Linked DNA regions of Mus musculus: regions 2 and 3 are each linked to region 1. Evidence: chromatin loops called from intact Hi-C (ENCODE). Cell type or tissue: gastrocnemius. All regions are shown on one strand. Each heading gives the region's core, and the rest is flanking DNA. Links, peaks and the distances in the headings are about the cores only. Region 1 holds the start of Maf (avian musculoaponeurotic fibrosarcoma oncogene homolog). Region 2 holds the start of Gm39256 (a long non-coding RNA gene). Region 3 has its middle 170 kb from the start of Gm39256.

Region 1 (10,317 bases), core at 1,149-9,148:
TTGGTTGGGTGGCCATGGAGCTATAGGGCATGCTCTCCATCAGCAGCAATTTTTGTTTATGAGATGGTGCCTATTTATAAATATAGCCATCTCCATGTTTCTGGCCCAAAACATACATTTTTTTTGAAAGGCAGGGAGTATACTTTATAGTGTTTAACAAAACCTTCATGTCTAAAAATTATCATAAAAGTGAATGGTTTCTAAAGACACATGTTCATATACGCAAAAACATAAGCTTTAGGCATCTGTGGTTAATAATTTTTAGAAAGACCTAGAAAACCATGGCTAACCAGCAGGACATTTGTGTGATCTTAAACACTGCCTTCCCCTTCGAATGTACACTAGAATCCCTTAACTTCACTGCAAGGTAAAATCTAGTTTAAACGGAGGAAAACGAAGAGAGAAGTCTCTTAGGTCACCTCAGTATTGACATAGTCTTCACTCTTTCTTCCCCAATCTGGATCTAAACATAGCTCATGCTACCGTAACCAAACATTCCTATAAAGCCCAAGTCACCCTTATAAAGAGCTCTGCAGTTAACAGTGCAAGAAGAATGGCGTGTCTAGAAAAAGACCAGCAGGCCCTTTAGAACGAGGATGTCTCTACACGTCTCCCAGGGTGTCTACCAAAAGGGGTGCCAGAGTTTGTGGATGAGAAATGAACACTGGTCTAATCTGGTGTCCCGAGGCAGGCAGTGACACCTAAGGCCTCTTTCTAAACAGCCAAGAATGCTAGGGGCGGGTTTGAGACCACACTTAGGTGCAATGTTCACGAAGCTGGCTTAATATATGACTTAAGTGTCCGAAGTCAGGATTTTCTGAGAATTACCTTTCAGATAAACAATTTTAAGCCACAGCAGTAACTTTGCTTAGGAAAGATGTCTCCTCTATCACTGGATTCCAAGGAACTTTTTAACTCAATCGTTATTGCCACAAATCGGGTTGGAAAGCCTTGCCAGCCCTTTGAAAGAGCCTGGGTCCTTGTTACATGACATCAACAGGCACAGGTCTCTCAGCCAGAATAACATTCTCTGAAGACTGTCTGTGGACCTCTTCCCAAGCCACGAAAGGAAGCCTGAGAGAAAAAAAATTTCAGCACCTGCTCGCAGTGTCTGGAGGCCCTTCCCTGCAAGGTTGGCTTCCCCCACTGTGATCCAACTAGCTTTCTTGTGCCTCTTGCCTCTTTCCACACTAGGAAATCAGCGTCTCAAACCAGAATGAGATCAATTTTCAACTAAGCTTTGCCGAAAGGTGGCGCTGTTGAGGTAAAAACCAACTCTATCCAACAATAGTTTTTACTCGGGATTCTTTTGCAGTCTTTTTGATTCTTTTTTTTGGGGGGGGGGCGGGGGACACCCTCATAGATACCCCCAATATGGTTAAAACAAATACAATCAACACCAGATGCATTTCATTATTCGAAGGAGTCAAGAGTCCCAATTTCCAAGCAGGTGAGAACAGTCTTGCAAATGTAAGGTGGTTTCAGACAACCCTGCTTTCCCAGATTCAGCCTCCACTCTTCTGACTTGCCTATCGCTTTAAAATCTTAGAAACGAGTTGTTAGTTTCTTTTCTTTTTTTTTCTATGCCCACCCCCCCCCAATATTTTTGCATAGCTTTGGAAGAATCAATCAGTGTAGAAAACTGAACCGGTTATTAGCATTTGCAACGGGAGGGGGGCAACCTTACCCCACCCCCAATCTGGGTTTCCGGACTTGTCCGGAGGTGGGGGAAAATATTGGTTTAAAATTTAACCCTTGGAGAGGAGCCGGGAGGGCTCTGGGGTACTGCCCCCGCTTCCCCCCCCCCCCCCGCCCTTCACCACCAAGTTCTAAATACCAAATAATTAAGCGAGGTGGGAGTGCAAAGACGCTCCGGACCCTGATAAACAGGGTTCAGATTTCATAATGGTGAGAATGGTATGGTCAGGGTGTATGGGGGGGGGCATCTCAAGCAGGATTCAGGTTTCATAAATGGAAAAGGTGGTGGATTGTAGAGGGGAGAGAAGAGAAACGGCGGGGGGGGGGAGAGAGAGAGAGAGAGAGAGAGAGAGAGAGAGAGAAGAGAGAAGAGAGAAGAGAGGAGAGAGGAGAGAGGAGAGAGGAGAGAGGAGAAAATGAATATGAATATTTCTCAAAAGCCAAACTCCATTCTAGAGTCCTGAGGCTGAGGGTTGAGCCGGGATGATCAGGCTCAGGCTTAAAGTGTCCCAGAACAACTTGCTGGCACCATCATTCTGTCTGTCCCTCCAAGGACAGAAGATGCTAGGGGGCAGCTAGTCCCTATATACTTTAAGCCCCCTGCTTTTTCAAGAGTTATACTGGTTTTCTTCTCCGCGTGAAATCAAAAAAAAAAAAAAAAGTGCAGGCGCACTGCTCACTGATCCCCGCGCGCATTCTGGGTCCCCGCACCCTTGGCGCCCCCATCTGATCACCTCACTTGCAGAGAGGGACAAAGAGTTCAGTCAAGTTGGGCCCCTGGAGCGTCAGATTCAAGGAAGGAAAGCACTCGGCTACCCCCATCAACAGCCACGAAAGATGCAGAGGATGGATCAAAGATCGAAAACTGCAAGACAAATAAATGCACGTTGTCAGGGTGCGGGACCGGCAGGGGACAGGGGAGTTCTGGCGGATCTCTGCAGCATGAGAGCTGCGGTTCAGCCGGGCAGGCCTCTCTCGAACTCCGAGGAAAGCAAACCATCCTCCCGGGTCCTACCGGATTCCAGCCGCCCTTTTAGTAAACTCTGTCCCCTGGTGCACTAAACTTCGCACCGGCCGGTGGTGGGGGGTGTTGCTCCCTGGCTGCGCCCCAGTAGCAGCGCCGCAAGGGTTAAGCAAACCTGTCCCAGCTGACAGTCAGCTGATTGGGCTGTGATTGACAGCTCCGAAAAGTTTCCTTGTTTCTATACTATTATGCTAATCGCTGCCGCTCTCGCCGCCTCCCATTGGCGGAGAGTGCCAGTCAATTTCCCATTTGAGCCTGACGTCACGGGTGCTATAAAACTCAGCAATTGCTTTAAACTCTTCTCGCTGGGATCAGAGGCTTTAAAATCTCTTTTCATCTTGGAGCTGTAGCTCGGGCTGCTCGTCCGCTCGGCCTCTCCCCCCAACCCTTTTGCTCTCGGCTTTGCCTTGGCCCAGGACTTGCAATTTTGCTTTAAAAAAATAATAAGAAAGAAAAAAAGAAAAGAAAAGAAAAACCAAAACCAAAAGAAAAAAAGTGGGGGAAGAAAGAACTTAACTCCCCCCTCCCTTGCCTCCAGCCGGCCTGCACCTCGGTCTTGCACTTTGCACGGAGGGAGAGGGTGAGAGAGAGAGAGAGAGAGAGAGAGAGCGCGCGCACGCGAGGGATCCGGAGAGAGAAAAGAAAATAATAATAGTAACCATAAGAGCCAGGCAGAAGAGGAGAGAAGCGTGAAGTGTTAACCACTCCGGTGTGGAGGCCGGCGCCTCCGGGACAGCCACCCGCCGCGCCACACAGCCCCGGAGCAGCCTCCGCGCGCGCCCCGCCTGCAGCCCGGCCGGCTTAGGCGAGCCCTCCTTATGCAAAGCGCGCAGCGGAGCGGCGAGCCGGGGACGCCGCGCACCGGGCCGTGCTCCTCCGGCATCCTCTCTGCCGCTGTCATCACCACCGTCACCGCCAGCCGCGGAGGACCTTCCCGAGCCTGAAGCGCCCGGGATCGGAGCTCAGGGAGGCGAGCAGGCGAGGAGGGGGCCCGGGGCGAGCGGAGGAGAGAGAGCGAGAGAGCAAGAGAGAGAAAGAGAGAGAGCACATTGGCGTGAGCAGGGGGAGGGAGGGCGGGCGCGGGGGGCTGCGGGCAGGGCGGGGGGTGTGTGCACGTTCGAGCTTTCGGGCCACAGCCACCGCCGCGCAAGCTAGAAGCGCCCTAGCCCGGCAAGCTGGCTCACCCGCTGGCCACCCAGCACAGCCCGCTGGCCCCTCTCCTGCAGCCCATCTGGCGGAGCGGCGGCGGCGGTGGCGGCGGAGGCAGGAGGATGGCTTCAGAACTGGCAATGAACAATTCCGACCTGCCCACCAGTCCCCTGGCCATGGAATATGTTAATGACTTCGATCTGATGAAGTTTGAAGTGAAAAAGGAACCGGTGGAGACCGACCGCATCATCAGCCAGTGCGGCCGTCTCATCGCCGGGGGCTCGCTGTCCTCCACCCCCATGAGCACGCCCTGCAGCTCGGTGCCCCCGTCCCCCAGCTTCTCGGCGCCCAGCCCGGGCTCGGGCAGCGAACAGAAGGCGCACCTGGAAGACTACTACTGGATGACCGGCTACCCGCAGCAGCTCAACCCGGAGGCGCTGGGCTTCAGCCCGGAGGACGCGGTCGAGGCGCTCATCAGCAACAGCCACCAGCTCCAGGGTGGCTTCGATGGCTATGCGCGGGGAGCGCAGCAGCTGGCCGCGGCAGCGGGGGCCGGCGCCGGCGCCTCCCTGGGCGGCAGCGGCGAGGAGATGGGCCCCGCCGCCGCCGTGGTGTCCGCCGTGATCGCCGCGGCCGCCGCGCAGAGCGGCGCGGCACCCCACTACCATCACCACCACCACCACGCCGCGGGGCACCACCACCATCCGACGGCCGGCGCCCCGGGAGCCGCGGGCGGCGCGTCTGCCTCTGCGAGCGGCGCGGGTGGCGCGGGCGGCGGTGGCCCGGCCAGCGCCGGGGGCGGCGGCGGCGGAGGCGGCGGCGGGGGCACGGCGGGGGCGGGGGGCGCCCTGCACCCGCACCATGCCGCGGGCGGCCTGCACTTCGACGACCGCTTCTCGGACGAGCAGTTGGTGACCATGTCGGTGCGCGAGCTGAACCGGCAGCTGCGCGGGGTCAGCAAGGAGGAGGTGATCCGACTGAAGCAGAAGAGGCGGACCCTGAAAAACCGCGGCTATGCCCAGTCCTGCCGCTTCAAGAGGGTGCAGCAGAGACACGTCCTGGAGTCGGAGAAGAACCAGCTGCTGCAGCAGGTAGACCACCTCAAGCAGGAGATCTCCAGGCTGGTGCGCGAAAGGGACGCCTACAAGGAGAAATACGAGAAGCTGGTGAGCAACGGCTTCCGAGAAAACGGCTCGAGCAGCGACAACCCTTCCTCTCCCGAATTTTTCATGTGAGTGTGACACGCGATCCCAGCTAGCCACCTTGTTAAATGCTCCGTGGGGGTCCCGCTCCTGAGTGGGCTTGCTAGTTGCAGGGCCAAGCTCGCTCGGCCACCACCTCGCCCCCTCCCCTGGCGAGTTTGCTCCCCTTGGCCCTGAACAGACACACACACACACACACACACACACACACACACACACACACACACACACACCAAGCTTGTGGTGGTGGTGATGGCTCTTTTGAATTGGGGAGGGAAAGGGTGTCTGGCTCATGGATTGCCAACCTGAATTCCCCCGTAACTTGCTAGCTTGGTTGTTTTGTTCTTTTTTATTATTATTATTATTATTACAACTACTACTCTTTTTACACCGCCTGCCCCACACATACCCTGGACTTGCACAAGGGTCAAAGATCTGAGCAGCATACTTCATGTAGGGCATAGCTCACCTTTGAACCGGGCCATCAATTGCCTGTATATATATTTTTTCTTCTTCTTCTTCAGCTCATGAGCTGGTGTTCATTCTGTGTGTGTGTGTTTGTGTGTTTTATTTTGTTTGGATTTTCTTTTTTCTTCTTCTTCTTCTTTGTTTTTGTTTATTATTACTATTACTAATTTTTTGGAGCTTGCTGTGTTTCCCAGCCTCTGCCACCCCCCACCCCCACCCCTGCACCATGTTCTTGAGATAAAAGGAAAAAAAAAAAAAGCAGGGTTTTTTTTTCCCCTCCTTCTGAGTTCTTCTGATTGAGCTTGCAAAGGAAAAAAAAATGTGAAATGCTATAGACCTTGCAGCGAGCTGAGTTCCACGGGGGTTTTATCTTAGCATTGTTATGCTAAAACAGAATGAACTAAAGCCACTCCTGAACCTGCCACAATCAAGCCTACATCAACCTTCTGGGTGTGACTTGTGAGTTTTGGCCTTATGATGCCAAATCTGAAAGTTTAGTCTGCCATTAAACAACAAACAAACAAAAACACAAAAACAAACTTACTCTCATCTCATGCATTACGATGCTTGCTACTTTGTCTTAGCAACAATGAACTATAACAGTTTCAAAGACATTATGGAAAAGAGACATTATATTAATAAAAGAAGCCTGCATGCTGGACATGTATGGTATAATTATTTTTTTCCTTTTTTTTCCCCCCAATTTGGCTTGGAAATGGACTTTTGAAGACTTAGCGCATGACATCCATACTTTTGATTTACAGCCTCATGACTTTTTTGAGTTCCAAACAACAACAGAAAAAGTACAACCCCAGAGCCTTCTTCCCTTGACAGTTTGCTTCTACTCCTGACTGCTTTGAGTTACAATGAACTTCAGCCTCCCGTTGTACATGCACTGAAGGCGTTCCTTGTCAAAGATAGCAGAATGGGCTACAAATTTATATGGCAAATATTATAGAACGTAAATTAAATGTTTTCTTTTTAGAAACAATGATGCCTGCTTTGGGGCACTTTAAATTGTGCTATTGCCAAAAGCAGTCTAAATTTTCTTTGAAAAGAAAGAAAAAAAAAATCTGCCCCAATTATTTTTTGGTTGGTTTTATTTTTTTTTATTTTATTTTTTCTATTTTTTTTTTAATTTTTTTGGTTTTTGGTCATTGTCAAATGTGGAATGCTATGGGTTTCTAGTATATAATTTAATTCTAGATTTTATAATCTGTTAGCCCAGTTAAAATGTATGCTACAGATAAAGGAATGTTATAGATACATTTGAAAGAGTTAGGTCTGTGTAGCTGTAGATTTTTTTAAAGACCGATGCACTAAATTGTTTACTGTTGTGATGTTAAGGGGGGTAGAGTTTGCAAGGGGACTGTTTAAAAAGTAGCTTTCTGAAGCATGTGCTTGCAACTTAAATATAAGTTGGGTATGTGTAGTTCTTGCTATACCATGGACTGTATTGAAAACCAAAGTATTAAAAGGGGAAATGCCCCTGTTTATATCTGTAGGGGTATTTTACATTCAAAATGTATGTTTTTTTCCAAAATTAAAGTATTTGGGACTGAATTGCACTAAGATATAACCTGCAAGCATATAATACAAAAAAAAATCGCAAAAACTGTTTAGAACGCTAATAAAATTTATGCAGTTATAAAATGGCATTACTGCACAGTTTTAAAGTGATGCAGATTTTTTACAGTTATGTTGTGGTGCAGAACTGGATTTTCTGTAACTTAAAAAAATCCACAGTTTTAAAGGCAATAACCAGTAAATGTTATTTTCAGGGACTGACATCCTGTCTTAGAAAGAAAGAAAGAAAGAAAGAAAGAAAGAAAGAAAGAAAGAAAGAAAGAAAGAAAGAAAAGGAAAGGAAATCTTACCACAATAAATATAAGAAATCTTGTCAGTTACTTTTCTTTTACATATTTTGCTGTGCAAAATTGTTTTATAACTTGAGTTACTAACTAACCACGCGTGACGTTCTACATGCTTCTCTTTCATTTTCAATTCTGGTTATATCAAGAGAAAGAATAATCTACAATAATAAACTGCATTTTTTTTGATTCTGTTCCGTTTCTTAGTGTACAGATTAACTGGGTCCCATGTCTTGGAGCTTGGATATGAAATACAAAATGCATTCTCTTTGATTTCTGAACAAGGGAGTTGGAGGCAGGAATTCTATTCTGAGAGGCAGGAGATTGACACCATATAGTCAGTAACAATATTTAATATTAATACAAATTATGACATCTTATTTTTTCTCCTCACAGATCTTAGTTTCCTAATAGGCTGAGCTAGTAAGGAAAAAAAGTGAGAAAGAGGGACAGTGAGAGAGAAAGATAGAGAGATAGACAGACAGACAGACAGACAGACAGAGACACACACACACACACACACACACACACACACACACACACACTGAGAGCACATAGGAGCTTTCTGAACAGGACTCTAAGCTTCTGACGAAGGAGCACAGATAGAGGGACTGGGACCAGCAAGTCTGGCTCACCAGAGGTGCATGGGAACATATGCATTTAATGGTAAAGATAAATAATTCTTGCCGTTTGGCCAAAATTGATTATTTTTTCTTCTTCCCTTACATGTTGTGATTTTCTTGTTGGCACAGTCCTGACAAGACTAAACATAAACACTTTGCACAAATCAAAGTTGTTTGATTTTGCTCTTTTTTCCCCCTGTCATTTTTTTTTAAACTTTTCAAGTCACTTGTCCTAAATGGGAAAAAGAAAGTCTATCATTTGCACACAGAGTTTCCAGTTCACACCAGGTTTTATCTATATTATCTAACTATATTTCGAATAGTCAAAGAGCTGTCTCCAAGCATATAAGCTAGGGATAACTACATGAGTCCCCCAAATATAAATATACAAAGAAAACAACATTTTCATGGGGTGTAGGCGGTGCTCTGATATATTGCTGTTTGCCCCCAAAGCAGGTTATGAATGGGGTCTAATTGAATGATCACTTGGAAAAATATCTCAATTACCTTCAGTTGAATTCCTAAACCCTGACCCATTTAAAACTGACACAAATTCCTGCAACCATGTTACAAATACATGGCATTTTCTCTTTCGGTAGGACTCCCTGAGAATTAATCCCATAGTAGACAAAGCCAACACTGTTTTGGAAATATAGCGAAACACAAATGACTTTTGTCTGATTATGTTTTCGATTCTTTTTTCTTTTTTAAAATACTAGCTAATATTGCAACCCACCATGCAGGCCTGATTTCTAAGGAATCGGGTAGCCCTTCAGGCTGGGGAATCCTGGCCTGTTTCTCATGGGCCTTGGCTCTTTTGCACAGAACACAGACTGTTTACACTTCCTATGTTGGCGTCACTCGGTGAGCTTAGACGTGAGTCCTCAAAACACTTAGTTCTGCTTGACAGAGAAATCTTAATGGCAAAACTTCTCTTCTATGCTCTAAGTTAGCCGTCCTCAGCTTTAGAGATTTTCATCATCTGACTACAGCCAGAAAATAGGCACACATTACCAGTCTGGCGAGGAGGAAATGGGTATATCACTTGGACCCAAAGCTCAGCACCAGAAGAAAGAGTTTAGGCAAATATATTCTTAGGCACAAGAGGCATTTGTAACACGATGGTCGCAGTTGTTTATCAAAGAGTAAGACCTGGGTTGGGGTGGGGGAGATGCAATTATATATAATAATTAATCACTTTGATAGAGTTCTATAAAGCAGTTCAATATCAGAAGCCAGTTTGGGCCCTGGACATTAGAAAATGAGACAGCACCATCAGAATAAAGAGGAGGCGGAGTGACTGGCTCAAAGCAAAAGTTAACCTTCACTGAAAAGCGCTTTCAGACACGAGAGACTTCAGAAGATAATACTAAACAGAACTAAACGCAAAAAAAAAAAAAAAAAAAAAAAAAGACGTATCTTGTCCAAATGCCCATGAGTACAAATAGATTCCCAAAGGTTAAAAACAAAGGAAGGAGAGAAAGAGAAAGAAATCGAAGAATAAGAAAGTCTCCTTTTCCCCTTTCCCCTGCATTTGTCTAAATAGTGTTAAAATTCCTATCATTCCAATAATGAAACAGCCCACTGGCAAGTTAGAGTCATCAGCGGGATATGGCACATTTGGGAAGCCCAGCCGCGTGTGCCCAGTGTGAGTGTGTTCATAAAATATGGGATGCCCATAAGATGAATGCAAGCTGTCCATTTGAGAATATTGTTTGTGATTCTGGGGAATGATTCCCATTTTCTGTCCTTTCTAAAGAAAAATGTGTTCGAGAAGAAGGCTAATAAATATGTAGCCACCATACTAAACAATTAAGTAACTACACTCCTTGTCTGAAGGACTCCCAGACTCCCAGGAAAGGGCCTCTGCACTTAGCCATGTATCAGGCATACAACCAAACAGGTGTGATAGCTTTCCAGCTGTGACAATCGTTTTTGTTTTTGTTTTTGTTTTAATCTATTGGAATTAGCACCTCCATGTGTGCGCGTGTGCATGCGTGTGTATGTGTGTGTATGTATGTGTTATACCAACATATCTATAAAGAAAACTTTCCCAAAAGCAAACAGCTAGTATTTTTAAAAGCAAATTCATGCATGCACATTCCTGACAGTATATCTTCATTTTTATTGTTTTCCTGGCAGAGAATTATACTAAGGGGGAAAAAAAAAAGCAAGAATTTGACTTCTCTCCCCAAACCCATGTTAGGGGCATCAGCTTTCTGTGGATGGGGACACTTTAGGTTTTCAAAGGTCCTGGTGATACTAGTATTGATTGGTGTCAA
Region 2 (10,317 bases), core at 1,417-9,416, 63 kb after region 1:
CTACCTTATAGTGACAAGGACAAGAGAGAAACTTAAAGCCATTCATAGTAAGAGCCTTTCTTCCCTAAGTGAACATTACTAAGATCGGTTTTCCAAGTGCTGGAGAGATTCCCCCACCCCCACGATTGGGATCACGTGGTATGCATAGGTGCAACAATTGTATTTACCCCCCAAAGGATTAAATTGTGTTTAGTTAGCTAGGGCTAAAATGCAGTCAAACAGTGGAGAATCGCTGGGTTCTGCTTCATGAATGAAGCAACTTAGTCAGCAGGTTGTCACTGCTGCTGAGATTGTCTCCATGTTTTCTGTCACAACCATCTCTCTACCAGACCTCTTTACACCCGAATCTGAGCCTCTGGTGACTTCAGTGTGAGTTCTAATGTGTACAATTATTTCCAACAATGTAATTTAAAAATGCAACACATGAAGTAAATGGCTTTCCATAAACACTGCATCATTTTTTCTTACGACAAACTCTACTGAAAGCACTCACTTTCAATGTGTTAAGCTTATCCAAATTACTCACTTCACACAAGTTTGATAGTCAAGTGAAGTGGCATTTTATACATTAATTTACTACTGAACACAATGGACATATTTTTATCTGTGGTTATTTTCATTCTATCTTCTAGGCCAGGGGACTAAAAGACTATCCCTTCTATTATAGTCTCTTTTTCCCCTTCAGTATGTAAAACCACACGATTGTTGATGATTTCCCACAGCTCTTTGTATAGAGTGAATTTTCCCGGTATTCCAGTCAGAGCAAAATATCCTCAATATTCATCTCTTGCCTTTGATTCTACTTATATTTTAACATGTGTACTATTTAGTTTGTTAATGAAGTCTTTTTGAGTGGAAGGATTTTCTTGGTGTGCTCAGTCTGTGCTTAGATGGGTACATATGTTAATTTTTCACCCATGCTTTCTCCATTTAAATTATCTTTTAAATTACACCTCTTCAAAGTTAGTGTGGAGAGGTATGCCAAGAAGAGAATATGGCGTTAGAGAACATCTTTCAGAATTTGGATCTCTCCCTCTACCATGTGAGTCCTGGACTCAAAAACTTATCAGGCTTGGTGGCAAGTTTTCATACCTACAAAGCCATCTCACCAGCCCTTAATTGTGTTTATATCTGACTTTTAAATCTTCAATACAATTACAATTTACTTTATTATATAGCATGAGAAGCTAGATTTATCTTTATAATAAATAACCATTTTTCTAAGAAGCCTGCCTTTTTCCTGTGGTTTTGATATTTATTCTGCCCTAGTTTTACTTATGCACATGGACACTCATGCATGCCCGTGAGCACAAACACACACACACATGCACACACACACACATACACACACACATGCACACATACACACACATGCACACACACAGACGCACACACACACATACACACACACACATGCACACATACACACACATGCACACACACAGACACACACACATACACACACATGCACACACAGACACACATACACACACATGCACACACACACAGCTGTTTTAAGCACATATCAGCTCACTGATGTATGTACTTGTTGACCCTTGTAGTAGGACAAAACTTTCTAACTGCAGTTTTATGAACCAGTTTTGAATCTGTTAAAGCAACTGTCCTCCTAACTTTTGCTTTGCCAGTTAAGAGGAAGGTGGTAAGGGTGTAGGCCCGTTGGTAGAGTGCTTACCCAGCATGCATGAAGCCCTGGGTTCAATGCCCAGTCCCACATAAACAGGATGTGGTAGTGCTTGTCTGCAATTCTGGAGTCAGGAAATTAGGAGTTCAAGGTCATCCTTGATTACATAGTAAATTCAAGCTCAGTTTGAACTACAGGAGACTCTGTCTCACAAAATCCATAGGCAAGCAGGTAAGTAGATAGATAAACTACAGGTAGGTAAATATGAGATAGATAGAGAGAGAGACAGACAGATCGATAGATATCAGAGAGATACATAGATGGCAAATAAACAGATTGATGATGAACAGATATCATCAACAAATTTAGATAACGGATATTATATAGAAAACCAATAAATAACAGGTAGGGAGGTAGATAGCTGATACCCGAACAGACTGGTTTTTGTTTTCTTTTTCTTTTTTCTTTGTTTGTTTGTTTGTTTTCTCTCTCAATGCAGTTTACAGAACAGAATGCACGTTTGGCAACTAGAATAACAGAAATACATTCGAGGGCTAGAATGACAGGCTATAAACTCAGTTTGTGAACTGTAGGGCTGAGACCTCTGCTGCTCACCCATAACACAGGGATGCTCAAACCAGGAGCAGAACTGTAAGTGCTCAGCCAATGGCCATGGGCATTCTGAGGCTCCTGGGTTTCACGTTCCTTCCCTGAACTCATCTGGTGGGTAAAGAGATGCCACCTGTCCCTCTGGCACCCAGGGCACCTGGGTTTGAATTCTGCTGTTAGGACATTTCAAGCAGCAGATCTCATGGCATCTCAACAATTTCTAGGAGCCATCTGTTCTCAAGTTCATGTGCAGCAAACAGCAACCTGTCCCCTCTTGAAAGACTGATGTCTTCAGACAAACAGGATGGAAGCCAGAGTAGCTTACTTCCATGGTCACACTTGATGGGGGAAATACAAGAATACTGATTCTGGCCTTGAAGGGCAGCTCTTCTGGTCCACTGTTGTGTGAGCTTAGCATTTCACTTAACTCAACTTCTCCCTCTCCCTCTCCCTCTCCCTCTCCCTCTCCCTCTCCCCCTCCCCCTCCCCCTCCCCCTCCCCCTCCCCCTCCCCCTCCCCCTCCCCCTCCCCCTCCCCTTACCCCTCCCCCTCCCCTTACCCCTCCCCCCCCCCTCTCCCTCTCTCTCTTTTCAATCTGTCTTTCTGTCTCATCTATTTTCTTGTCCATGTGTCCATGCATCTATCTATCCATCCATCTGGACATTTAACTCAACTGCAAGGTGAGCCTTGCAGTAATGTAATGCTTTCCCTGTGAAACAATTCTGAGCAGAATGCATAAGACCCTTTTTGGAATGTGCATATGACATAGCAAGTACTTATGGATTTTAGAGGCTAATGGTGATGTTGTTATTGTTATCAGGGATCACATGTATCTGAATGTATTTGTGGAGTAGTCTCAGAGGAAATCTAGTACCATCAAGCTGAAACAAGACATCTGAGTGTGATTTTGTGTTATCTCAAAACAGGTTGGACTTGTAAATAGGTTCAACACATGACCTATTGACCATTCAGTAAGTATTACTAATTTGGGACATTGAGCCTAAGTTCATCCCAGGATCTTAGGGATGTCCAGAGGTCATGTGCCTTTTGATACAACACCCCCACCCCACCCCCACCCCTTGTGCAGTTGCTTAACGATGGATGCGGTTCTAAAATATATCAAAGTGCTCTCTACCCATGCCATTTGGAAGTATGAGACTTCTGTGGTGTTGTTAGCAGGCAGCAATTGGCAGCTAATTCTATCTTCTCAAATTTTATAGACACTGTGAGGGCCAAAGCTCTGTAAAGAGTGTGTTGACCACTTAAGATCCCCACTTAATACACTGTGCTGCGGAAGCCATAGGACCAGGGAGTCATATAACCACCAATCTTGGCATTTTCTCTTCCCCTTTGCATGCCTCTCCTCTGTTTATCTTGTTGTGTCTACATGCCTCTCTGTTGCTGGTCTGTCTCCCTGTCTGTCTTTCTATCTGTCTGTCCTCTGCTGTCTAGTGTTATGTTAACTTGACCCAAGCAAGAGAGGGTCGCTTGAGAAGAAACTTTAATGAGAAAATGTCCCCACCGGATTGACTAATGGGTAACGCTGTGTACATTTTTTTGATTGATGATTGGTATGGGAGGGTCCAATATGTTGTGGGCCATGACCACTACTGCTACGTAAGTGGTCCTGAATAGTATAAGAGGTTAGGCTGAGAAAGCCAGTAAACAGTGTTCTTCCATCGCCTCAGCAGCAGTTCCTGCCTCCAGTTTCTGCCCTGACATCTCTGAAGGATACACTACAATGTATAAGGTGAAATACACCTTCTCTTCACCAAGTTGGCACTGATCATGGTCTTTTATCACAGTAACAGAGACCCTAACTTAGATTCTTTCTTTCTGTTTGTTGTCATCTACCAACATACCCATTATCTGTTTAATTTTGTATCACACCATCTACCTGTCTTTACTTCTTTCTTCACATCCATCCATTTATCTGGTGTTTATTGGTTTACACCAATTATCTACCCAACATAGAGAACTCAGAGGTGACTTGAATGGAGTCCAGATTCTGAAAGTGCTATCCACGTGGGAGGTACGCATGGCAACAGTAAATGTGCTCTTCGACTCTTACCATTTACAGTTCTTTCTTAGTTCTTCATTAGTCTGCTTGGTTTTGATAATGCTGTTGTTCTCTCTTTTCCCTCTCTCCATTTTCTCTCTTCTTCATTTCCCTTCTACTTCTTTCTTATCCCCTCTCCCCTTCTATTTTCTCCTATCCTCTCCCTCTTCTCTATCAGAAAGAAGACGGTTCAGCATCTTCCCAGATATACCCACTCTCTTGGAAAGGGCCAGGTTTAGTTCCCAGCACCCACATCAGGCTGCTTACAAGCTCCTGTAACTCCAGAGCCAGAGGAGTTGATGCCTTCTCCTGGCCTCTAAGGGCTCTAGTATTCCCATGGTGCACATACACTCATTCGGGCACATACATGCAAGAGCAAGACAGAAATTTCCTATAAAATTGGCAAAGGTTGTGAAGGACCAACTGACCTTCTTGAGATTTAGGACAATAAGCTTGACTGTGAGAACATCTTCTAGAGTCCACTTTCTTTTTTTTTTTTACATTTGTCTATTGTTTGTTTAAATTAGAGAAATGGAAAGACCTCTGAGAGCCCTTTATGATTGGTCTTTCATTAGGAAAAGCAAGAGAAACACAAACAATTTCTTTGTCCCATTGCAATGAATCTAGCCCTGTGGGCAGGAGACGACTGCGTGAGTAAACCACTTGATGTATGCTTGTGAGAAACTTAGCTTAGAGCTTAGAGCTGCAAAACCAGGTTTCAGAAGCTGCTCAGGCAGTCTATGTTTGTATTGCTGGGCTAGAGTAGAGGTGTGGGATAGAGACAAAAGGACCCCAGGGCCTTCCTGCCTAGCCAATCTGGCCCCACTGGTAAGTTCCAAGTTCAGTGAGAGATGGTGTTTCATAAAACAAAACTGAGATCAGTGTAGGAAGACATGTTATCATTCTCAGTCTGACCTCTGAACGTGAACACATGGTTATATACACAAGCACACAACTGCTCACACATGTGAGCAACATGCATACAGATTCAAAGACACATTGAAGCATACATGGTGACAAAAATCACAGTCCCTTGAGTACTGGACAAGTGATTCTTTGGCTAATATTCTTAGTCCCTGACTTCAATCCAACTTTCATACAAAAGGGCCAGAGGAGACATAGATAAATATAGAGAGAAAAGAGAGAAACGAAGACACTAAGTTATCCCAAAGGGCATTCCTGGATTAGTCATCTTATAAAAATTATATGTACCACAGAATATCTATTTTTAGAGGCCAGGAGGTTATGTGAAGCCGTTCAGATGTCGGCAAAGACCCACAGGCCGGCTCCCAGCAGTGATATCGGATATTTGGCTATCTGATTTATTTTAACTGTGCATGGCTGGTACTGACCCCATGGGCATGTTGGCCACTTGGAGATGGTGTGCCAGGCCCATATGTTTCTTTAGACATATGGTGTGTTTTTGTATGCTTTTTTCCACTTCCTAGGCCTGGCACTATACACACACACACACACACACACACACACACACACACACAATGCACGAGAGGGGAGAGAGAGAGAGAGAGAGAGAGAGAGAGAGAGAGAGAGAGTTCATGTTATGCCTTTTGAACTTTGATTCCTGGCAAACACAGTTGTCCTTGACCCTCATATAATAAGTCCAACTTTAACTATGGGCTGGAGCGTGAGTTGAAAGCATCCGTTGCTCTTGCAGAAAAGCCATGTTTAGTAGAGATGCTGTACCCTGACCAGTAACTTTAGCTCCAATTCCAGGGAATCTGACACGATTTTCTGGCCTTCGTGGACACCCACATACCTGTGGTATAAATTCACATGGGCTCACACGCAGAAGTAAAAATCAACCTACTTACAAAGAAATTCTGTTCCTTAGGTTTGTTTGTTTGTCTTCTTGCTTGCTTGCTTTTTGTTTTGTTTTATTTTCTTTTGGTTTGTTTTAGGTTGGGTTTGGTAGGGTATTATGTAGACCAGGATGATCTGGAAGAACATGCACAAGGGCCTGCTCATTTCTTCTAATCTGATCAGTACACACAGGCCACCCGCTCACACTCATGACTCTTGCCTGATTTCGTAGAGGCTGGGTCACTTGTTACTTCTCTTTTGGGTGCAAAGAAATCAGTGAAGCAGACTGAAATGGATCACCTCTGAAAAGCAAACCCTTCTCACACATAAACAACTGGCTGATGATGTCTCTGTTTCTTCCTTAATTCATCAAAACTCTCGTGCAAGTTGCTTATATTTATCAAATTCTTATTGGCTTACAAGGCTGCCCTGGTAGCAGGACCATGTCTCAGATAGAATGAGGGTACTGGGGGCAGCTGTGAGACCACAGAAGCTGGGAGCACTCGTCTCTTGCCTGTCCACTTGCTTCCTTCCTTGACTATTCTCAGAACAATGTTCGGCCTTTTTTCACTCCACTCTCCAGTGCAGTTAATGGAGAGCTGTATGGTAGGCGATGCCTGAAATTCTACCCCTGGAGAAACTGAGGTCAATGAATCATGAGTTCAAAACTAGCCTACAAAGTCAGAGCCTACCTCCAAAGAGACAAAACATGTCAAGTACTTGGAGAGCCAGGTGTTGCTGGGGCAAGCTTGCTAGACTTAGAAAAGACAGTGACAAGAAGCCTGGTTTAGTTTGAACATTCGAATACAAAAACTGTATTTTTAGAATAAATAGTTCCCACTTGATGCTGGGATCTGCCTAGAGTTTCTTATCATTTTTCTGAATCTCAAATGGGTGCCGGCAACCTACTTCATCTGACAGCCTAGTATGATGTTCCTTCCTCGGTGGTACTTGGCTAGCTCTAAACCTACCCAGCTGTAGAACATTTCGGTGTCAGGGATGGACCTTGTGTCTCTATACCCCACTGTGTCTGTCCCCCTTTTACTTTTCAGGGCCTAAAGATTTCTGATTTAGGAAACCCATTCCTAATGCTTGTTAAGGGAAGAGACATAAATAATAGGGACTTTCTTGCCCTAACCTTCCTCCCTGTTTTGATTTAATTTCTTGAAAACGTGGGCTACCTCTGAGAAAAGCCCAGATCAGGGAAAGAGTATAAAATTTACATAGTAACAGATGCATGATGTTATGTTGCCAGCTGCTTCTCTTACTAAGTGGCCCATATTGGCTTTGAACTCATGATCTCCCAGCACGGGCTTCTCCAGGGCTGGGATCACCACCTCACCCTACTCTCCAGTTACTTCATTGGAATGTGGAGTGGAAATAGGCCTCAACACCGTTCTGAGAATAGCTCCTGATCCCCCTGCCTCTGCCTCCCAAGTGCTGGGATTACAGGTGTGCACCACCATGCCCAGCTATCCAATTACTTGCCCGGAGGATGGAGCTGCAAGAGACTCTGCCTCCGTTCTGAGAATAGCCTGTGTCTATTTCACCCGCCTGACCCCACAGACACCCAGAAAGTCAGGAAGAAATCTGAGAAACTTGGAGACTAGAGTATTAGGACTTCACACACACAGAAAAAAAAATCTTATTGGCAGAATAAGTTCATGGTATGTCCTCGTTTCCCAAGTCCTTTGGCACCTTCCCCTCCTCCCTCTCCTCCCCATCCCCTTAACAGACAGACATATGTTTGCTTCAAGTATCTATGCTAGCCATGGAGAAACGGCTGAAGGGAAATCAATGACTGTTTCTGCTGTAGTTAGGCCTGCAGGGCACAGTGAAGGGAAAAACTGTGAGAGTTTTAAAGGGAGTCAGTTAGCCACGGTTCACCATTAATTCATTTTGCTAAAACAGTGGAGAAAGTTTGCAAACCTCAGAGAATCAGAGGCAAAAATAACAGTCACTCAGTCCTTTAGTGACTTGAGAAGCCTTGAGAGACATCTGGATCTCTTTCTATTTATCTATCATTCCTACATAAATAAATCCATCTACTCCTTTTTGTGGGTATAACAAAACATGCTTTATAGGATTAATAATATTAACAATGTTGACCTGACTTAGCTCATGTAACACACTATGTGTGTGTTATTCCAAAAAGAAAAAAAAAATGTATGTGCTTTTCACACAATGAAATGTGAGACCTAGGGGGTGTGGCTCAGGTGGCAGAGTGGTCACCTAGCACGTGCAAAGCCATGGGTCCCATGCTTTAAAAAAAAAAAAAAAAGCACTGCATAAACCCGACACGGTCGTGCATGCCTGTCATCCCGTGATTTAAAGACGCAGCACTGAGCCTAAGCCCCACTCTGATGACTTCATTTTGTGAAAAACAAAACAAAGCAAAAAAGTAAAACAAGCGCACAAACAAAACAAAACAAAACCCAGTTCTTTTTACGCCCAAGTCTCACACGTGAGTTCAAGACCCAAAGACAGGTGGATGAGAAGTTCAAGGTCATCCTGTGCCTCGTGAGTTTGAGGTCATCTAGGAACAGGGAAAATTCTGTCTTAAGAGAAAACGAGGTGTCAGCATTTTCCAGTAGAAGGCATATATAACCCTAATACAAAAATCTAAGTAGCTCCATAACCCAAAAGGCTTTCCGTGGGGCATAATGCCACCCAGGTAAAATTTACAACTGACCTCGTGCAATGCCAGGTTACATGGAAAACACCAGTACATTAAAAATACTGCCTGAGGCTGAAGAGGTGGCTCAGAGGTTAAGAGCACGGGCTGCTCTTCCAGAGGTCCTGAGTTCAATTCCCAGCAACCACATGGTGGCTTACAACCATCTGTAATAGATCCAATGCCTTAGAGTACTCATATACGTAAAATAAATAAAATTAAAAAAATACTGCATAAAGTTGTCTTTTACAGGCCTGAGGTATACCTGAGAGTTAAATTAAGATTAGACAGAGATTCTATTCTCAAACACTTGGAGGTCTGTGTAGGGAAAAAAACAAAACAAAGAAACAAAACAACCCCTCCAAAAAAACAATAAAGACAAAACAAAACAAAAACCAACAACAACAACAAAACAAAAACACTCAAACCACTAAGCTGCCTCAGGTTCTGAGTATTGGATTGCAGGATACTCAACTTCTGGTCACATGCATATCTTTTCACTTCCTTGAACCTTGAATTTTCCATTTGCCCTTTTGCTCTCTGAGATAGGATCCTGCTACATGCCTCTAACCCATGACCTCCCTGAGTCAATCTCATGAGCAACCAGGCTACCGACATGTCCCACCATGGCTGTCTGAGTGTGGGCTCTGAACCTGAACTTGCCTTTCCAGGTCCTCAGCGAGATAGGCCAGGCCAGAGGAAGATAAGTTTAGTTCTCTGGGGTTTAACTACCTATAAATCCACAAGGAAAACAGTTTAGTCTCTCCTTTATTTTTGTGTCTCTGTGTATGTGTGAGTGTTCACGTGTGTGCTATGTATATGTTTGTGCATATGTGATCATGGTTGTGGGCACAGGTATGTGTGTGTGTATGTATGTGTGTGTACATATCTATCTATCTGTCTGTGTGTGTGTGTGTGTGTGTGTGTGTGTGTGTGTGCAGATACATGCAAAGGCCAGATGTTGCGTTGGGTTTCTTCCTCAACTATTTCCTGTTTATTTGACTGGGACCGCATCTCTTGATGAACTCTGAACTCACTGCCTTGGCTAATCTGGGTAGTCAGCTCCCTCTGAGATTCCCTGCCTCAGTCTCCCAAGAGTTGCAATGACGGACAGGCTGCCATGTTTGCCCATCTTTTGTACCCGTTCTGGAGACGCAAACTCCAGTTCTCGCACTTGGGGTCTCCCCAGCTCACTCAGGCTTCATAAATGAGAAATGTGAGCCTGGAGAAGTGTCCTCTAGCTAGAAGAAATGTAGACATTTGAGAAGACTCTAAAACAAACAGGTTTGAGGTGTCTTCAGGGTTGAGTATTCCATTGATAAATGCTATTATTAACTTGGTTTATTGGGTCCCCGTTGAGTCCGTCATACAGGGCTTATTATTATTGTTCTTGTTATATCTATTATTATTATTATTATTATTATTATTATTACTGGTTCTAGCTCTTTAAGAGGAAAATATTTCTCCCAATGCTTGGAGAACACACCATTCATCATCCCTTGTCTGAAATTA
Region 3 (10,317 bases), core at 1,550-9,549, 230 kb after region 1:
GGGTTAGGACAAAGGGTAACCTTAGGGATCTATAAATTGCTCAGTGAGAAAGGGCAGAGGGTGCAAAGAGAGCTGCTACAGGAGACACTCGTATTGCTATTTGACATCAGAGCTGTGGAGATCCAGAAGCCCCTGACGCCAGATGGTTAAGGTGTTAGTGGCTAGTAGGGACTTATTCTAAAAATTGCCCTGGTTATGAGAAGATCAGGTTACAAGGCATCAAGAGTGGATTCTGAGTGAGCAGTTGGGAGCCTACTGCAATGGTCCAGGCAGGAGGCGGCGGTAACTTAGACTAGGGTGGTAACAATGGAATCAGGAGAAGAGCAAAGCTGAGAAATATCTAGGTCAAAAGTTCAGGACCGGCAGTGATAGGATGTGTTGAAGTGGATGTGTTATGGGTTGGATACAGTTTGGCACTGGATCTGTACTGATAAAAACTCCAGGACTGAAATTAAAATTAGAAAATTTTTTTTTGCAGAACTGGAAATCCTATTTTGTTTTATGTATGAGAGTTTTGCCTCTGTGTGTGTGTGTGTGTGTGTGTGTGTGTGTGTCTGAGAGAGAGAGAGAGAGAGAGAGAGAGAGAGAGAGGGAGAGAGGGAGAGGGAGAGGGAGAGAGAGAGATTATGCCTGAGTAACACATGAATGCCAGTCACTCATGGAAACCAGAAGAGAATGTTGGACCCACTGCTTTTATAATTTCTTCCTCATGGAGAAAAGACAACTGGACTCATAGACAGTTGTGAGGCACCATGTAGGTGCCAAGACTTGAATCCCAGTCTTCTATAGAGAAGCCAATAACCTTAACCACTGAGCCATCTTTTCTGCCCCAAAAGTTGTATTAATCCACCGCTAATGTCCCGTTCTGAATCTGGATGGGGACAGGGAGGGGAGTCTCAGTAATTAATAGTTGAGTAACTAGCCCAAGAAGCAAGAGGAGGAGACAGGTCACGAGAAGTTTGCATCAGGTGGAGATGAGCAGGGAGGTAGGTCCAGGATACAGAAACAGGAGGTTTCATCATGGAGGATGTTGAGGCAGGAGGAGATGTGCTTGTGTCAGAATGGGATGCATTTGGGGATGCATATGTGTGAATGCACTTGTGAACACGTGAGTGACTGACTCTAAAGAGAAGAGGAAGGAGAGGGACATAGAAAATTCTAGAAGCCCTAGTTATGGCAAACATCAAGAAACGATCTTTCCAGGTTCTGTATTTTTATTTGGGAATTGTGTATGTTTCATTCAAAGAAAACCTCCTCTACTTTGGGGGATGGTATGAGTGTGACTGAAAGCTCAAGGCTTAAGGGCCGTTATGGCAGCCAAACCCCTTGCTCCACGCAGCCATGTTGCTGGTGAGACTGGTGTGGCAGGCAGTGGTCTAGCTGTCGCTGCGTCATGGCCTTCACAAGGGAACTTCCCGTTCGCGTTGGACTTCCATCTCCAGGCACTTCTAGAAGAGGCTTGACTTTAGCTTAAGAAGTCATCTGCCCCATGATTCCCCCCGTTCACTCACGAGAAACAGGGGGACAGGACAGATTCCTTGAGAGAGGAGATGAGACTGGGGGATGTCAGACAGTAAAGACCTGGGAAGCAAATGCATTTTCTCCAATGCCAGATCCCAGGTTCTGCACCCAAGCCCGGACATCCTTCCCTCAGTTTCAGAATTCTAAGCCATGGAAGAACCCTGGCCCCACCTCTCTCTAACCATGAAGGACCCTCCTGGGGCTGTGTGAGGTTCCACTACTAGCATAAGATTTGATTATAAGTTGGAGTCTTCTAGTGAGCCAAGGAACTGGGAGGACGAAGGTAAACAACACATCATCTTGGTGTCGTTTTTCCTTCCTGCTCTATCTCTGGGGGAACCAGACTCCATCCTGAGCTATGCCCTCACTGGACAACCATTCCTGTTTGGTGCCTGTAAACTCACTTCCCACCCTGGCTTCTACCGCTCCCGGTTAGAGATCCAATTCTATTTTAGGAACGTGGAATGCATTTTCCAGGAGAGAACATTGTGAAATATCGGGGAGTCGAGGCCAAGCTCGGCTGAAGCATGTGGGAGTTTGAGGAAGGACCCCTCCAGAAAACAGACTTAGGATTAACTGTCCCCCAGAGCGAGGCATCACTTGAGTGGTGAAGGGGAGAGGCCTAATCTTATCAAGAAGGGAGAAATCTTTTCTTTTCCAGCCAATTTTGGTTTTAACATGTTAGGAAATAACTTCTGACTGTTTCCCAAACAGCTCTCTTCTTCCCCTATGCCTTGTCAGCTCTTGGGTTCTGTCTCTCACATCCTCTGCTCTCAGTCGGACACTGCCGCTTTACATTCCTAGCTGCCAAATTTGATTTTGTGTGTTCCCCTGGTATTTGCACACGTACTCATGTATTAGAAGCGCCAAACTCTCTCCTCTTACATTTGAGTTAGACTCATTTTTTTCCCTAAGGCTCTGAGCACAGGCATGAAGTAGAAGCCCTGTTAGGGTGGCAAGGTGCAAGCTAACTAACTAGCTAACTAACTAAGAGCTGAGCTTGGTGGAGCACACCTATAGTCCCTACATCAGAGATTCTGAAACCAGAGAATTGCTGCATTCTGAGGCCAGCCTAAGGTGCCTAGATGAGCCTGGGCTACAGAGGGAAATTCTGTCTCAAAACACAGAACTAAAAGGTCCCCCAAGAAGTTCTTGCTCCCCAAGTGGATGTTGTCTCCCTGGACATAGGAACACCAGGAGGCTCATAGTCATTATTTTTTTTTCTCCCCCACTGGATCAGTTTGGCTTCTGAAGAGACGTAAGTTCTCAGAACACTGTCACCCCATCCCACCTGCCAGACCTGACCTACTCCTAGCTGTCCATGTGTGGCTACCCTGTTCTTGCCTCTCTTACATACCTCAGTGGTTTCTCTCCTGAAAATCTCCATTCTTATCCCCTGTGTTGGAACGTGTGCACTGCTAGCTACCCTCTGGCTCTGGCCAAGGTGTAGTATCTGTTACCCACCAGTGGGGAAAGAAATGTCTGCTGTGCTCCAGAGCCTGTGTTCCTTCTGCCTAGTCTCAACATTGCCTCTGTGTTCCTTTTCTCTCGTAAAGTCAAAAATGACTCTCATAGATGACCACGAAACTCTGGTTGACATGAATAGTCAAGACATCCTGGCAAATATATAGGGATACCTCCAAAATGCTTGTGAGTCTAGAAAGCTCAGAAGGCTTGCTGTGGCCTTAAGAAGTCACTTGTCACACAACGCTGGGGGAGGGCAATCAGAAGACATTATACGTCCCTTGTGACCCCCACCCCCATCCCAGGAATTCAGATAATCATCTTAACCATTTTGATTTAAATCTCAGAACTATTAAAGACTGGCTATCCAATTTAGGCCAGGCCCCATTGCCCTCTCAGGACTTTAGCCACACTCCTGGAAAAGCCATATACTAAGAGTCTGCCTTCTGGATCTTGGGAAACTTTGACAACATGATAGGCATTAGACTCCCAGAAGAACGTGTGGGTGACCCTCTCCTGGGGGCATCTTTCATTTAGAATTCTGTGAGATGGGAACGTCTATTGTGTAGTAGATCATGGCCACTGGTCTATAAACACATTCAATACAGCCGGACTTTTAAGCTCAAAATGGGCTTCTTTCTCTCCCCTCTCCTCCCTGTTCTTCCCTTCCATTACCTGCGCACCCCATGCTACCTTAGACATGGGGTAAGGTCTGTAATTGTTGAACTCCTATAATGTGACTCCACTTTTCAGAGTCTACATGCTCACATGCCTGTATTCCACTTACTCATGATCTACTGTAATCGCTCTTACCCAGCAGTGAGTCAGGCCCCTCTTTCCATCAGCCCCAACATCTGGCAATACCTGGAGATATATGCTATTGATACAAGGTGGAGGTATGTGCTATTGACATCTAGATACACATTCCATAGCACATAGCCAGCCCCACCAAAAGGAATTATCTGTCAAAAAAGGTCAGTCATGTAGCCATGGTTACCCTGAGCAGTCAGATCTGTTGGTGATCCCTGAAAGCCAAATTCTTGGCTAACCACTCCCACCTCTTAGTAGCCAAATGGCCTTGGGTGTTTGTTTGTGATGGCATGGAGTGGAGAGAGAGAGAGAGAGAGAGAGAGAGAGAGAGAGAGAGAGAGAGTTCTATAAATCATCTCTAGGTCCTTAGTTTCACATGGCAAGCACTTATCAAATGAGCTATTTTTCCCAAGCCCCTGTCTACCAATTTTTAAAATCTAATCAGAAGGTATAGAATGCTTCACTAATAAAATTGCTCAAATGAAATGGTACACAGCCCTCGTCCACATTGCCAGCTATTCTTATTTCATGCAATTCCATTAACAGCTCTCAGGCTTAGAAATTTCCAAGTCCTCAGCTGACTAAGAACAGAGTCAGGAATCAACCATGGTCCTCTCTGGTCCCTTCTCCGTGGTCTTAAGCCCTGTGTTCTCATGTCTCTTTAGTCTTGGCTTTGGCGGCTAAACGTCCTGGAGCAACCTTCGTAATTCTAGAAGAGGCGGCCCATGTTAGTTTTGCTAAGGAACCCAGTAGTGACAGAGGCAGGTGACGAGAGTCTCCAGCATGACGTCATTGTCTTTGGCCCTAAACTCTGCTGGACCTGAGGGGATGACTTAAGTTGGAGTCAAGGGTGTGGCTGCCTCAGCTTTTGGCAGGACATTCTGTGATCAGATCCACTCACTCTCCCAGGTCTCTCAAGCAGGTGCCACATCCCCCGAGAACAAGTCTGAATGAGTCTCTGGCTGCCCAAGTGCTCCGGACAGACACTTCCTGGGCAGCTCAAAGCTGGAGACAGGAACCAGGGCCAAAAAGAATGACGGTGTAGCCTCAACGGGTGACATTTCTACTCTGAGCAGTGTCCCAGTCTGTTCACCTCAGGCTGAAAAAAAATGAGGTTGATTGACATCATTAGTGTCCGTATGTTTTTCTAGGGGTATCAAAGTAGATAGGGCAGCACCCCCAGGAAACCTCTCCATGGGTAGGGTTGCCCAACTGCCTGACTCCGTACAGGTGAAAAAGTCAGTACCCACAAGGCCTTGCAAGGTCTTACTGATACTTGTCACTGAGGACCCAACATGTCACTTCCTGTAACACCTCAGTGTGGAGAGACCAAGCTCCTCTTCCGTCCCACTCCAGATACGGACAGGCACTGTGGGTGCATTTGTTTCTTGTTGCTTCTGACCACAGCTTTGATTTGACTTTCCTGCCTTGACTCCTCCCATTGAGGTGGACTGTGACCTAAAAATGTAAGCTGAAGAAACCCTTCTTGTCCTCTCAGTTGCCTTTTGTTCAGGGGCGCATTTTTACTGAAGCAACAGAAAAGAAAACGGAGCACACGGAGATGCGGATTTTGGCGGGGGGGGGGGGCACCAGAGGGATGCCACCTCAGAGTTCCCAGGGTGCCATCTGTCATCGGAAACAAAATGACAATAAAAACCTCTAAGAAGCCTGGAACAGAAGCCTGTGACAGCAGGCTACGGAGACTGCACGCACAGTTAGGTAAAGTGCTGGACTCCTGAGCACAGAAACCTGTGCTCTATCCCGGGCATCCACGTAGGAGTCAAGCATCTCCAATCATGGTCCCGAGGAGGCAGAGACAGGAGCACTCTGGGAACGTATTGGCCGGCCAGCCTAGCTGGATCAGTAAGATCCAGGTTTAGTGGGAGAGTCTGTCAAAAATAATGTGGAGAGCAATGGAAGAAGACAGCAAACACTGACCCCTGACCATGACATGTACCATGCACACATATTGGCATATTGGCACATCCAGGAATACACACATTAAAAAAATAAAAAAAAAAAAAGGTAGGGCTGGATGTGGTGGTGCATACCACCTTGGATCCCAGCTCTCAGGAGGTGGAGGCAGATAGATCTTTGTGGGTCTGAGGTCTATGCAGAAAGTTAGGCTGGCCAGAGCTACACCTTAAGTCAAATTATAAATAAATAAATAAATAAATAAATAAATAAATAATGTCTTGGATTTTTAAAATTGAAATTAAAAAAAAAAGAAAAGAAAGCATGTATAGTTGTGAGAAATATTCTCTGGGCACGACAGAGGACCTGGTCCCGCCTGCTTTTCTTATTCATAAATCGGTATAATGACCAGGACCCAGGAGTTATTATGAGCCTTAGATGTATCTGCCAGACTCACAGTGCGTGCTGGACCAACTGAGGAGTCCTTCTTTGCTGCACTGACTACAGGACTAGGGAAAGTACAGACTCAGGTGCCAGGGCTGGGACAGAGCAAAAGACTGCAGAGCCCAAGAGCTGAGTCTCCATGAATCTGGGGCATTGAGCACCTGGGGTCCCTGGAGTGGTAAATGCAATCACCTAAAGAGGCAGGACCTTGTCGCGAGGCCAGACACTGGTGCGACTTACTGGCCTGACTCATTTGGGGTCAATAGGAGAACTGCCTCGGATCATCAGGATTCTTGACAGCAGCGCTCATTTCCCGGCGAGAGAACCCAGTATCCTGAAAAACCCACCCCTCATTGTTGAGCCCTGTCAATGAACGTCACCGGTCCAAACGGCACTTTGGTTTCTCTGTCATTGAAGTTTGGCCTGATGATGTGACGGGGACACTTTGAATTCTTCAAAGAGTGACTCTCACTTACCTTCTTGCCTCTTTCCCCTTCAGGTTCAACTCCTTTTATCACACTAAAGTGCCAATCAATATTGCGAGATAGATGTTACATCTTCGCTTTTTATAACACCGCCTGTCCCAGAAGGGACACTGTATCTTTAAGGAAATGGACCCCGTATCCTGTTTCCGAAGGATTAAAACCCTTTAAAGAGACAGAAGAGGCTGTAAACCCCGATCATATTCTTACTCTCTCTTCATTATCCTGTCCACTATCTATCCCTGCTGAGTAAATCTGGTTGTGTGTTTCTCCAAAGTGGTCATAAGAAGAAATTTATTTACTCCGCTTTGCACTGGAGGGGCATTACCGGGCTTCAAGGCTCTCCGAAGTCATAAAGATTTTGCAGTGTGTGCAAAAGGAGCAGAGATTCAGAACTTCTTTCCCCCTCTGAGGTCGTTTGGCCATCCAAAGGGGGAGTCACTTCTCATTTTCTGACAGGGTTTATTTCCGTAAGATTTTCCAATTAGCAGGAAAAGGTCACACTAATGTTGGTGCTGGGTAGGGGAAGAGATCAAACTATGCAAATAGAAACATCCTTGAAAGGACAATATTAAAAAAAAGAGAGTGCATTTCCTAATTTTTAATTGCATGTGTGTATGTGCATATACATGCATGTGTGTGTATGTGTGTGATGTGTATGTATATACATGCGTGCATGTATATATGTATTTATATGTGTGTGCATGTATATATGTGTGTGTATGTATACATGCATGTATATTTGAGTGTGCATATGTATATGTATATGTATGAGTGTCTATATATCTATATATACATATATGTGCGTAGAGATAGATAGATAGATAGATAGATAGATAGATAGATAGATGATAGATAGATAGATAGATAGACTGATTGACTGATTGATGATAGATAGATAGATAGATAGATAGATAGATAGATAGATAGATAACCATCCTTTTGATGCCAGGGAGGAAAAGGGTGATTGTAACTGTGCAACTGAATTTGACCTGCTGTTCTCACCTGTGTTGAAACAACCTGAGTTCAGCCATTGACGCTGCACCAGAGGAAAATTGAGTACCCAAGATGGGTGCACTCTCCTGCCCTCTTGGTCATTCATTGTGTAGGGACAGGGCTTGTGAGGCTGCAGAGTGGGAGTCGGGCAGCTAGCAGGCTCTGTGGACGCTGATAATGGCCAGACCGTCCCCAGCCTGGCATAGCTTTCGCCAGCCTATCATTTTAAACCCGCCTCCAATCTTTCTCTGCTCCTGCCCTGCCACTTTGGTTTCCCCACTCTGTGCACGGAGAGCACAAGGATTTTCCCTGATTATAGGCAGGGCTGGGAGCCATGTCAGAAAAGATGTACTCCAGCCATGCTGAGGACAGAAGTCGCTGGTGCCCATTAAAGCAGGGTCCCGGGGACAGCTTGGCTTTGAGTTTGGAGAGAACTCGGCTTGTCAGAGCTGAGGACATGCTATGCAAATCTCAGCAGCAATCATCCAGTCTGGGTTCTAGCTATTACCTGATGGGTGTGTCAGAGTCCTGTGTGAGCGAGAGAGTCTGGCTTTGCACGGCTTTACCAGGCCTCTGCCTCCATGACCCTCATGGGTGCCAGCAAAGGCACTGTGGAAAGGAAAGCTCTGTTTCTCCAGCTGGGTTCCTCTTCTCCAGACAGGGAAAACCTCAAGCACTATTTATAGTCTGGGCCTGGTCTGGTTATTAGTCACTGGTCACATCTATCTAGAACCCTCCCAATACCAGGTGCCAAAGGAGGGTGCTTACTCCAGGTCAGAGTGTGGCTCACTGTCCAAGTATAGATCAAGGTCCAGTGTAACAATCTATCTACCCTGCCGTATAGGTCTTACTTATTGGAAGCTTTTTAAAAACCAGGTCAGTGGATCAGTCCTGTAGTGTTTGGAGGACACTGTTTCCCTGGAGTCCTCCATCACCATCACCGATGGCTCTTACAATCTTCCTGCTTTCTCTTCCACAAAAGGCCCTGAGCCTGCAGCAGATGATTTGATGAAGACATCCCACTTAGGATTGCAGGCAAACTCACAGAGAGTGTGGTAGTATACGCAGGGCCTCTACAGGTTCAAGCCAGATGGCATCCCAGCACTGAGAGGGCAAAGTACATACAAGTTCTACTCCTAACCAAGAAAGATTAGTCTTCTCCAATGGAGTCTCTACGGCTATATTAACCTCACTTCAAGGTAGGCCCCATGCCCAGAGTAGATGGCCAACACAAAACAATGATATTTTAATTTTTTTATAGACTTTTTTGTCTCTGTCTGGGTTTTTTTTTAATATATTTTAATTTGTCCTTTGCTTATATTTTGGTTTTGTGTTAGTGTGTGAGAGGCAAGGCAGGAGAGAATTTCTTGTTTGTTTCTGACTGTTTTTTTAAAGAAAGGAAAAAAGGGCTTGTAGTTGAGTAGCTAGGTAGACGGGTGTGATCTAGAGGGAACTGGGAAGGGGAAAGCATGATCAAAATACATTGAATGAAAAATATGTTTTGAAGATTAAAAAACCTGTAGGGAAACTGAGGCAATAGATAACATCCCATCGGATACTAAAGAGCCTCTGTGGTCAGCTCTCACTAGGATGTAGGCAAAACAATGAGTCAGTGGTAGACGTTAGAAAATCAGACATTCGAAATAGTGGTCAAAGTGATATCCTGGCAAGACCATTGTTCAGCTGAGTTATCAATATTCAGAACAGCTGTGCACATGGTGACACAGGATATGACAGCACACGGGCTCTCTTATGTCATTTAACTCAAGAATATTTATTTTCACCTGGAAGCATGAGACAGAAACAGCCTACCCCCCAGCTTGAAGACCCTATACTCTTAGAAGACAAACACCTACAGAAGTCATTTCACTTCTAACATGAAAGAGAAAGACTTTAAAAATTGTTTTGCTAGGAAACTCTTCCCTTCCTCTTATCAGGATATCATCTCTTTATGGAGCTTAGCAAGTATTAGTCATTACAACCAATACTCAGCCCTGTTTCTCCTTAGAACAAAATGAGATGGAACGAGAGTTACAAAGCATTAGTTAGCCCTGAGCCACAGGAGTGTAGCATGCTGTGAGGGGCTTGTTCACAGCTCCAAGTCCAGTCATAGTAAGACCAAGTGTGCCATATGGAAATCATGCTTTTGGTTTTCTCTGGAAAGAATTATTAAAGTAAATAAAACATACAAACAAATAAGTGCATAATAACCATAGTACCTAAACATCAAGGTGGTCTGATCCCCAACGTTATGAAACTGGTATATATGTACCTTGTAGAACTGAATCAGTGAGTCTGGGGTAGGTCATAGGAACTCAATCTTTAAGACTCAAGGAAGCCTATGTCCTAATGTGTGCTCTTGCCCCTGTCTCATCAGGGTCATTCATAACATCATTTCTCCATATGCAGCCATCCCAATTTGAATGCATAGGTTGCATAATTAACCAGGACCCCCATGAGGTTTGTACAGCCAGGAAACCTGGGGAGGTAGAACTCTGCCCAAGTTCACAGATGTGGGTCTGATCTTTAGTCACTAATGAGCCACGTGACCTGTAACCTCATTAGCTATTCTCTTTTCTCACCCACAACACAGAGGCGAAAACAGCCAACTCTTGGCTGTTGATAGATGTTAAGTTCATGTTGCTCCTCTCCAAAGAGGCAAAGTGCTCAGGAGGTGTTTAGCAAA

What was found. Peaks named below come from ENCODE experiments on the same cell type or tissue, not always from the same donor. Only the 100,000 strongest peaks of a DNase experiment are listed, where the experiment ranks them.
Region 2: a loop joins it to region 1, with 2.9 times the contacts of the local background. A loop is called at or near these places in 2 of 42 quality-filtered maps.
Region 3: it touches region 1 in a loop (9-fold over the local background); 2 of 42 quality-filtered maps call a loop at or near these places.

Annotation. Positions count from the first base shown.
Region 1 is chr8:115,700,540-115,710,856 of GRCm38, reverse strand. Maf (avian musculoaponeurotic fibrosarcoma oncogene homolog) reads left to right here and starts at 3,963. Exons shown (of 1, transcript NM_001025577.2): 1 at 3,963-7,604. The coding sequence starts at 3,994. The coding sequence ends at 5,106. In gastrocnemius, for the core only: CTCF peaks have their summits at 1,250 (motif pointing right) and 4,909; DNase peaks (open chromatin) are centred at 3,913, 4,210, 4,850, 5,167 and 5 more places; H3K4me3 peaks cover 7,929 bases; H3K27ac peaks cover 7,836 bases.
Region 2 is chr8:115,637,414-115,647,730 of GRCm38, reverse strand. Gm39256 (a long non-coding RNA gene) reads left to right here and starts at 2,842. Exons shown (of 2, transcript XR_879215.3): 1 at 2,842-10,317. In gastrocnemius, for the core only: no CTCF peak of the experiment used is centred there; no DNase peak of the experiment used is centred there; H3K27ac peaks cover 6,438 bases.
Region 3 is chr8:115,470,592-115,480,908 of GRCm38, reverse strand. No RefSeq gene overlaps it. Among named protein-coding and RNA genes, the nearest start is that of Gm39256, 170 kb to the left of the region's middle. In gastrocnemius, for the core only: a CTCF peak has its summit at 2,962; no DNase peak of the experiment used is centred there; H3K4me3 peaks cover 1,155 bases; H3K27ac peaks cover 6,649 bases.